Linked DNA regions of Mus musculus: region 1 is linked to region 2. The links are chromatin loops, found by intact Hi-C in ENCODE. Cell type or tissue: left cerebral cortex. All regions are shown on one strand.

Evidence for each region. A loop is a pair of places that touch in the nucleus more often than their neighbours do. Peaks named below come from ENCODE experiments on the same cell type or tissue, not always from the same donor. Only the 100,000 strongest peaks of a DNase experiment are listed, where the experiment ranks them.
Region 1: a loop joins it to region 2, with 7 times the contacts of the local background. A loop is called at or near these places in 2 of 42 quality-filtered maps.

What each region holds. Positions count from the first base shown.
Region 1 is chr5:89,012,787-89,017,786 of GRCm38, forward strand. All of the region lies in intron 3 of Slc4a4 (solute carrier family 4 (anion exchanger), member 4), which reads left to right. Among named protein-coding and RNA genes, the nearest start is that of Slc4a4, 130 kb to the left of the region's middle. In left cerebral cortex, no CTCF peak of the experiment used is centred here; DNase peaks (open chromatin) are centred at 2,198, 2,998 and 3,165.
Region 2 is chr5:88,931,078-88,936,077 of GRCm38, forward strand. Slc4a4 (solute carrier family 4 (anion exchanger), member 4) reads left to right here. Exons shown (of 27, transcript NM_001359211.1): 2 at 3,672-3,745. The coding sequence starts at 3,673. Among named protein-coding and RNA genes, the nearest start is that of Slc4a4, 46 kb to the left of the region's middle. In left cerebral cortex, no CTCF peak of the experiment used is centred here; DNase peaks (open chromatin) are centred at 257, 3,065, 3,535 and 4,217; H3K4me3 peaks cover 2,482 bases; H3K27ac peaks cover 2,853 bases.

The sequences.
Region 1 (5,000 bases), 82 kb after region 2:
TGTGTATCTAAATACTGCTACTTTGTGCTCACTGTATACCTTTGAACACAAAACCAGGTGAATATATAACAAAGTTCATTAAGGATCACTTCCTCCTTTCCACCCCAGCCAAATGATGCTCAGATTCCATTCTGATTTTCTATGGAAAATCAGTTGGTAATAATTCTCAAAGGAGAGATCCAAACGATGGGATGAATAGTGCATCAGCAGACCATTTGATGAAACAGCACAGTCTTGTCTTTCTGAGTGGACTTTTATTGAGTCAGAAGTGCAAATTCTATAATTTCTTCACTCTTCCTGTTATTAATGACAAAATGATGTAGAAATTGAGTAAGAGGGAAAAGAGATGATTTACTCAGGCTCTGTTGGATCCAGATTCCATCCCTCTCCCTGTAGTTACTTTTAACTTAGGGTTGTCTTGTCTCCTGACATAAAGGTGTTACACCATCACAGGGCAAGAAGTTATGTGCAGAACACATACTTGTGATCACAGGCTCTCCACCTGATCAAGGATCCCATTCCCAGAGCTGTGAGAAAGAGGTGCAGCAAGCACCTTTAGGAACCTTTGGGGGAGCTTCACCACACTATTAGTGAGGTTTATTTTGGTGAAGCAATCACTCCCCTTCCCCCATTCTGTATCACAGGAACAGCACTCTTCAGTTCATTTTCGTATTAACAGGCATGTCAAGCATAGTTCATATTTACCTTAACAATAAAGATTTTCCTTACCACATTCATCAGGACTGAATATCCTTCATTGCCGTGGTAGGAGGTCCTGGGATGACTGTGTATTCTATATGGCATTTACAATGAATTATTCATAGCTTTGAAATTTAGCCTTTTTCAGTAGCTCTTCCCTATCCACCCCCCATAAAAGGGCCAATTTCAGATGACTGTCTAATTCTTACTTTATAAAATTCATAAGGCTTCTTAACAGCATAATTCTTCAAAAGATAAACTCCAAGCTTATTCAGATCATGAAGAACATCATAAATATATTTATGACAAATACATTTCTAAATAAAACTGATACTTGATGGATCTTATGAGGGAATAGTTGTAGAAAAAAAAAAAGGAAAACTCTAAGTTTGACAACTGACATTTAATTAGTTGGATGTCCTTCACCCAGTTAAAGCGTAGCCATGCCCGCCGGATTCCCATACGCTTTAGAAGTCACCACTTACTTTCTCCGCAGGTTCCTTCTGAGCAGGAAACTGTTAATAGTCAATCTTTTTGGAAGTGGCATCCTTTTGTGCACTCCAATGAACTGAAGCTACCTTCATATGACTTGAAATGATGCACATAGGATTTTAATGTAAGAAAATAAGAACTGTTGCATATGAAACTCTAGTGAAGCTATATTGTGTGGAAAGGAATGGTTTTTGACTTTTTTTTTTTTGACATCACTCTTACATGTGTTGCGTGTAGTAGACTTTAATACGGATTTAACATCCCTAGCCAGTTCACATGCTCACACTAATCTATTTTCTCTCTGTTTTGTATAGTCTAATGACTATAGGTAATTTGGAATGAAGCTTATATCTATAATGAATTACAATTCTCAACTCTGAAAATGTTGCAAAAAGTGTAGCCTGTCCTGTTTAATTATCTATGAAAATTGAACCTAGCAAGTCTCTATTGAATCTTTGAGAAGGTACTTAATGAAATAGCATGAGAACTTATATTAGACTCTTGTCTTTCCTATGCCATTTCTTTATTGGTTAGGTTTTGTAAAAGGTCTGTGGATTTGGGCTTAGTTTTGATATCATTGCCGATAAGTAAACATACTCTATTGGTTGCCATCATGACTCTTCTGGGTAAATAAAACACATACCTTAATGTGTTTTGTGTGAAGATTGAATCCAATACCATGGGCTGGCTCCTTTACAATGGTCAGAGATTTATTAGCTTACGGTTGTGGGGGTAAGAAATCCAGCATAAGGTGCCCATATCTGGTGCTGTTTTTCTTGATGATGGAATGGGTCATGTGGCAGGAGGTAAAAGAGAGGAAGGCATTGGGTTTTTGCTCTAACAGTATCCGTGCATTCTTGATGGCAGAACTCTTAGGCTTTAACATTGTCTAAAGGTCCTATCTCCCAGTATATCAGTGCAGTAGCACTTAAATTTAGCATGAGTTTTGGAGGGGGCAGACATTCCAACTGTGGTATGAGGCAAATGAAGATTCTATCGTCTGAGAACAGTGAAACTCTAGATGAAAAGTGGGAAGTGTTGGAGAACCTGTTGTATATTTTTCTTCTTTGCTGAGAATATAATTAACTTCACAGAAGTTGAGAATCACTGTCACTAATTTTGGACCCTTGACTCAGAACAGAAATATAGCAGACAAGAAGAAAAGTTTATTGTAGACTCTTGTTGACATTTCTCTTATTACAACCAGAGTTCCATCAAAATCTGTAGAGTAGTATCTCTGTGAAGAATGTTACTTCTTTTAAAAGAAAGAACAGTCTTATACATAATTTTTTGTTCTTATCTCTATTGCTCCTTTTAAATAAATTGCTTATGTTTTTAAATATTCATTTAATTTTTATTTTATGTGTACATGTGCATGTGTGTATGAGTGTGCTCGCATGTGTGCTCGCATGTGTATGCGTGGATGTGTGCTTTTTTGCACGCACATGTGTGGAAATCAGAGGACAACTTTTGGGAATCACTTCTCACCTTCCACTATGTAGTTTTGGGTGACCAAATGCTGGTTGCCAGGCTTGGTGGCAAGTTTCCTTACCCACTGAACCATCTTGCTGGCACTTAATTAGATTGTTTGGAACCACATTTCTCAATACTGCTATCCAGGAAAGATGGGTAAGGGTTTGTTTTTGGCAACAATGGTAAGAAGACAGAGTCGATTGCTTTCTGTGCTCACACATTTTCCAAGAGAGGCTGCAGGGAGGAGGATGTATTCTGCATACCCACATAGGAAGAGACATCTAATGGTAGCACGAACAGTGTGGTTGTGGCACTATTATTGGCGCTGTAAATTTAGACACTTGGTATAGAAAATAGTTGCACTTGAGTGAGTCTGTAGAGCTTATTTTGGGAATCTTGAATATTTCCTAATGTTGATGAGAATCGAGTCTGACTTTAGAAACCCCGGGGTATAAATTGTGCTGATAATTGGTCTGAGTTGAACCTGGGAAAAGTGCTGATGTAATCACTCTTAAACAGAGTGATTCATCATCTAAACCTTACCATGGACAGTTCTGGCAGAGCAAAAAGAAGCGAACCGTTGAAGGAAGGAATTAAAGGAAAATCTCCGCAGTGGCTGAGACACGTGAAAGGGACTTTGGATCTTTCAGGAGTGGTTTGCTGAGTAGTCATATTCCCAACTATTTGAGTCACCAAATGACTCCTGTTCTGTTTACAGAGTACCCCTCCCCTCCTTTTCATGCCAGGTGCATGAGGCCTTCCATCCCAAGCCTGTGTGTCCATGACCTTTTGTAGCTGCTCTGTCCACCAACCTTCAGAACCATGGCCAGTCTGGTGTGTTTCAGCTCTGGCTATTCCAGTCCCTAGATAGCAGTAAAGGCAAGTACAGTGGGGATGCATTTGTGTTGGCTGTTTGAGGAGCGTAATTGAGTTATATATTCTCAACTACTTTAGAGGAGTGTCTGGTACTAATTTGACATGAATGTTTTCAATCTAGCAATTTAAAAACCAATTGGCTTGTTTTCTGTATAAATATGACATATATGTTAATTTTTAGAAGAGTTAGAACTTAAACATAAAAAACAAGGCAAGTAGGAACCATCAATAGTTTTACATTGTAGAGGTGATAATTGTTAGCATGTAATGTACACCCACTGGGTACCTTTTTTTCCTACATATATTATGTCAGTCCTGTAAGAACACAGTACCCAATTATAACTGGGATAAACAAACAACAATAATGAATTTATTGGTTCTTGAAAGGAAGAGTCTGGATATAGCTGGACCTTTGGGAGAAAGTAATTTGATCTGAATAAAATACTAGAGGAAGTTACAGAAAACAACCACATAGAATAACCAACCACCCAGGCATATGGACTCGGTGCTTCAGAATTTTAACCAGGCAAATAAGCCCCAGGCTTTGTGCTTAATCTAGGTGAATGGGGGTGCTTGTTAGAATTTCTCTCTCTCTCTCTCTCTCTCTCTTTTTGAGCTCTTGCCTTTTTTTTTAAAAAAAGGAATTTACCTGTCATATTACAAGTGTCAAAAGATAACTTAGGAGTGTAGGAGGCCACACTCTGAGCTCTGTACTGGCCCATTAGGTTCCTGTTGTTTGTCATGTCCATTTAGGCTCCCTGGTCCTGAATTTACTTTCACTTCCTGGTTGCTGGTACTGCAATATTTCATCCTTAGAAACATTAGGACTTGATACTTTGTCAGGCTATTAAGAGTGGCATTCCTGAATCCATAGTTACTGTCTGAAATGTGATATTCCTATCAAAGGATTTTTGCAGATGGAGAGCATTCATTGGGCCTCCTTTTGGAGTCCAAAGGATGAGTATGTGCGAAACCTCCCTTGGGGACCCAGAAAATACTTGGGAGTTGGATTTTTCATTGGCTGTGATGCTCACCTGGGGCCAGAGTCAGTTTCTTCTCCTGAGAAAGAGATACTTTGATAGGGATCTGAACCCAACATTTTTAGGGCTGTTGATGATCATCAGATGAATAATAATGTCACGGAATACTAACAATAAGTGTTGTAAATGACAGCTTTCTGCAAGTGGGAGTTTGTTAATACAGAGTTACCCACATATGTTTAAAGTGATCTATTTTTAATGAAAGCTACTGGGTGAGTTCAGTTTATTGGGTAATTTGAAATAGAGAAAGTAACCACCTAACCTACCTTTCTAGAGCCTGCTCGCATGGAAATGTAGTACGTTTTTTGTTGTTGTTGTTTTTTGTTTTTTGTTTTTGTTTTGTTTTTTTGTTTTTAAGATTGACTGAGGTACAGTAGGTTAATGACTAGATTACCCTAAAACTTGGATGCCATAAAATAT
Region 2 (5,000 bases):
AGGATGCTTTAAGATCCTGCCTGATGGATAAGAGGGTCCAAAATGGCGTCTACAGTCGGTTGTGTTGGACTCAGCATGCTGACTGACCTGGGGTTAGTTCTATTTTCCGGAGGGAGGATAAAAAAAAAAGTTAGGGTACATGCAGTGCTCTGGGATTCTGTCGTGCTTCTGAGGAGTTTAGGAAAATGTTCTCATTGCGACGTCCTCCTTATCTGTGTGCACAAATGCTGGGTAGCCGGTGGCTCCTTGCACTTTGGACTGTTCCCTGAGCACCAGAAGATGTCTTCGAGAAGGTAGACGTGGTTTGTGTGTCCCTGGTGTCTGGAAGTATGCAGGGTGCACAGTAGATACTCAGTTAATATTTACTCTCCTCCTCACTGGAGGAAGGTAAAAAACAGAAGAAGGAACAGACGAGCACCCTCTCTGTTCCTCTCTCCCCCAGCACCGAGAGTGGCCTGTTTCAAGGGGGTCTGTAATAGGCACCTGCATCCTCCCTATTGGCCAAATCCAACTTTGGCTTTCCCATCTCCGTCCTTCTCAGTTTTCCGGTGGGCTTGTCTGCTCTCTCTGACTTCCATGTCACCCGTGTCCAGCTTACACTGGTCTCACTGCCTGACTTGGGGATGTTGGTGTGTCTTAGCAGGTAGTCGCAGGTCCGCACCCTGATCCTACTTCTCTTTTCTGCATGCTGGCATCTGGTAACGACTCCAGCACCAGCTTGATGCATGGATTTTGCCGCATTTAGCAACAGCCCTGAGTCTCTAGTACCCGGCTCGGGCAGTTCTGATTGCATCAGCAACTTTTTTTTTTTTTCAGGATTCACATCTCAACCTTAAAAAGTGTCCAGAATGAAGTCTCCATGGCTTCCCAACACCCCGATTTTCACACAGTGCTCTTGGTTTTTGTGGTAGTTTACGAGTTTATCTTGTGCCCTAAGCATCTGTTTTCCACATCGCAGGTAGAGTGACCCTTTGGGAAGGGAAAACAGTTCATGCCGGCCTCCGTCTCACTGTTCTTCAGAGGCTTCCAGATGCCTTCAGCTCTGACTCCTTCTCCTGGCTTGCATGACCTGGCTCCTTCCACTTCCTGGACGGTGCTAAACTTTCCTATCCTAGGGTCTTGGCCCTTGTTTTCCCCTTTGCTTGGAAGGCTGTTGTACATTTTTCACACAGTGACTTTGCCCCTAGTTACGTCACTTCCTCAGAATCCTCACCGCACCACTGAGACAGCCTCTTGTGGGGTTTTACTCTCTGCAAAGCTTCCAGCGCCCTCTGAGATTATCTTGTCCCTCAGTTCGTCATTAGGTTGTTTTTTTTTTTTTTGTTTGTTTGTTTTTGTTTCTGTTTTTGTTTTTTTTTAAGGAACATTTTGTCTTATTTGTAGATTTGTTCCCCTCCCTCTCAAGAATAATAGGAATATAACAAGCTGTAATTAAATATTTGCTGAATCCATGAGTAACAGCTGTATTATTTAACCATCTCAAGAGTCTTAGGCTCAGAGAGATTGGGAAAATGACTTGATTTCTTAGCCTTTAAGGTAGCCCTTTCCCACCCATAATTCTACTGACTGGCCCATATCCTATTTTAATCATTTAGTTTTGAGTGCAGAGAAGAAAAGTATTCTGGCGGGTATCAGGATGAGCCTCGATGTCCAGGCTCTTGTCTGGAAGGAAGACTCTTGTAAGTCTTTCCAAAAGTAGTGAGCTCCTTCTGACCCACGTACTACCTGGGCCTCAATTCTGCTTAGTTTCTGAGATAAGACAAGATTGGAACGCATGGCTGTAGACCAGTAATGAGTTTCTTAATAAAAAGGAAGAAAGAAAAAGAAAAAAAGAAACTTATTAAACTTATTTTGTTTCAACTTATTTTGTTACAAATTACGTTGCAGAATTGCAGAATGCGATTATATGCGGGTGTTCACTCTATCCCCCTCCCCCTCCCGTTTCCCTCCTCCCCTGTGTGTGTGTGGTCAAGCACATGTATACATGCACATATGTGTAGTCAGCTTCTCTCCTTCTACCCTGTGGGTTCCAGGGATCAAACCCAGGTCATCAGGCTTGGAGGCAAGTATCTACCTGCTAAGACACCTCACTGGCCCGAGAAACACATTTACTAAAGTAGTATGTGCTAAGTTTGACCCTTCACTCAAATCTCAAAGAAACCAATGCAGAATTGGTATTATTCTATCAAAGCATTGTGAACTAGATATCATTACTCTAATTTTATACAAGGAAAAAAAAATCCCTGCAACTCAGGAAAGTTAAGTCCTTTGCTGCAGGTGGCATAACTATGAAGTGGTCAGATAGGATTTTTGCTTTTGCTTCTGATCTTTTTATGCAAAGGTGATTGCTTGGTAAGTGAGATATAGTCCTAAAATAGGAAGGGAAAAATGGAATTCAGTGCACCCCTGCCTAGATTGTAGCAAATATCTAAAGCACCAGAGCAAGTTATCAGGCAATATGGAAACAAGTTCAACCACAGCCAGTGCTTGAAGCACTTAACCAGATGTCTAGAATACAGAGTGAACATGTGGGTCTCTGGCAGACCTCATATACGGGATGACACAGAGCAGCTGTCCCCAGAGAAAGTTCTTTGTTACCAGACCCGCGCTACGCAAGCAGCAATTGAGCAGTCCAGGATTTCTTTCTGTTTCCACTATAAATAGAGTTCATGGGATTCTGTCTATGGAAGTTAATGCAACAAGAAGGAGCCGCAGAGTAAGGAATAAAGCCGCACTCATTCTGTAAACTAGAAACATGTTTGGCACCGGGAGGCTGAAAAAAAAAAAAAACCCCGCTGCTGTTCCTTGGATAGATTCTGAGGTCTTATTTAGCATATGAAATTGCAGAGTAGATCCTATTATGTAAGGAGACAGGAGGACAGCAGAACGTGGTTACAAAATGAAGAACTTCGTGCCCTTCAGAAAAGAGTTAACAGCGCGCACACAGCGCGCAGAGGGACCCGTGATAAGGGTGTGGAATGAATGGCCAGGGTGGCATGTATAGGTGCCCATGGCTGAAGCCTGGTGCGGGATAATCCTCAGATGTCAGATTTCCGTAAGGCCAACATGTGACTCAACGCTTGCCACTCAACACAGAATACTGGGCTGGTGTTAAGAGGCTGGCTGCAAGCTAGGCTCCCACTGTGCATTAGCCTAACGCCCTGTCGCTCTGTGTGTGGGTGGGTGTGCATGTGCTCGGAGGAGGGTATACATTTTGTGCAGTGGGTGTTTAAAGAGCTAAGCACAGAAACTGAATTTCCACAAACGACTATCACGAGCACTCCAGACACACCAAACTTCCTCTCTTGGTATTTTTTTTTTCTTCTTTTGTTTTCATCTCTGTTTCTCCCTACTGCAACTCCCCGGAGGGAGCATCCCACCCCCCCTCTACATCCAGCCTACAAGATTGGGATGGTTTTCTGTTCCCTATCCATGTGGCTACCCTCTCAAGGTTAGAACTGAAGCTATGTGGGGCCAGCACATTCTCCAGCACCAGATGAGAAGAACTGCCGTGAAGGAGTGACAGCCACCAAAGGAAGAGGAGAGGGACTCTGCCCTGCTGCAAACATGAACAACAGCTTGCAGGTTAACCTGCCCAGAAGCTGGGCTGCTTCGAGTGGCTCACTTCAGGAGAAGTCTGAGCATTCTTTTTTTCTTTTCTATTACTATAGGATGGAGGATGAAGCTGTCCTGGACAGAGGGGCTTCCTTCCTTAAACATGTGTGTGATGAAGAAGAAGTAGAAGGTGAGCACTTTGGGGCTGGGAAAGTGTGTGTTTGTGTCCATGTCTCTGTAGATCATGACATATATATATATATCATGCATCTTGTATTTTTAAAGTTAACCACCAAGTCCTGCCTGTGGGCTTTCCTTAATCTCTACCTTTTGCTTCAATACAGGAAGTGATTTTAGGAACTTCATCGGACCCTGAGATTTGAAGTCAGCAGGGTCCTACCTGTTATATATATATTTTTAAAAAGTGTTATATTAAAGCAGGTGCTTGTGTCAGCTTTGCGGCCCCATCAGAAATGAATGTTTTACTAGGTAATTCCCGGAAGCCACCAGATCTATAGAAATACAACTGGTAGCAGCTTCTACTATTCTTTTCCATTTTGTAGCTTACAGGGGAGAGAGAACAGATGTTGTTGGGGGAGAGAAGGATAATCATTGTTGTAGAGAGAGCAGGTCTAAGCTGAGGGTTGAGAACAGTTGTTATGGATGAGCCTTAGTTAAGAAAACACGGGCGAGCATTTTCGATCGGAAAAACTCCTCAGAACCTCTTTCGCTCATGCTCCTTTCCAGTGCCTGTTAAAACTGTAGAAGAGTTCCATTTTATCTGGTGCTGACACACTTGAGCATGCACCCCTTCCACTAACCTCCTGACTTATCAATAACGTTGGGGGAGCACTTACTGCTTGGCTGGTAGTGAGAAGGCAGGGTTTCATTAGTATTTATCGTGGTAATGATGTCAAGGCATCAGAAGCATGTTCTATTATTGGTATTTAGTATGAGGGTTATAGATAGCATTCTATTATTGGTGTTTAGTATCAGGGCTATAGATAGCATCAAATGGAACCCACAGATGAACGTTGCGATCAGCTCCTCCTGTGAGTGTCACTTGAGAGGCAGTTCTATGTTTTGGAGGTTGGTCCTTGTGGTTAGCATTTCGTGTCTCCTAAAACCTTGGTGCAGAGGACAATGAGGCTGGGAAGAGGAAACTGGATATTGTATGTTTTCGAGTGATTCGTCAAACAGATGGAGCACCAGGTCAAGGGTTTTTGTGCCGCTATGCTTCAGGAACAGCCCCAGGATGGTGGTTTTGCTGTTTCGCATGTTTCCTTAGTGAGTTTCTTCTGCCCTGTGCGGATGATTGGTGTCCCCTCCGCCCCACCCCCTGCCTTCCCACACTTAAGCCTTGAGACTGACTAAGAATGCAATGCCTAAGTTTCTTAGAAAAATGGAAACTATAGTATTTTCTCTCGTGAAATTTTATGGATTCC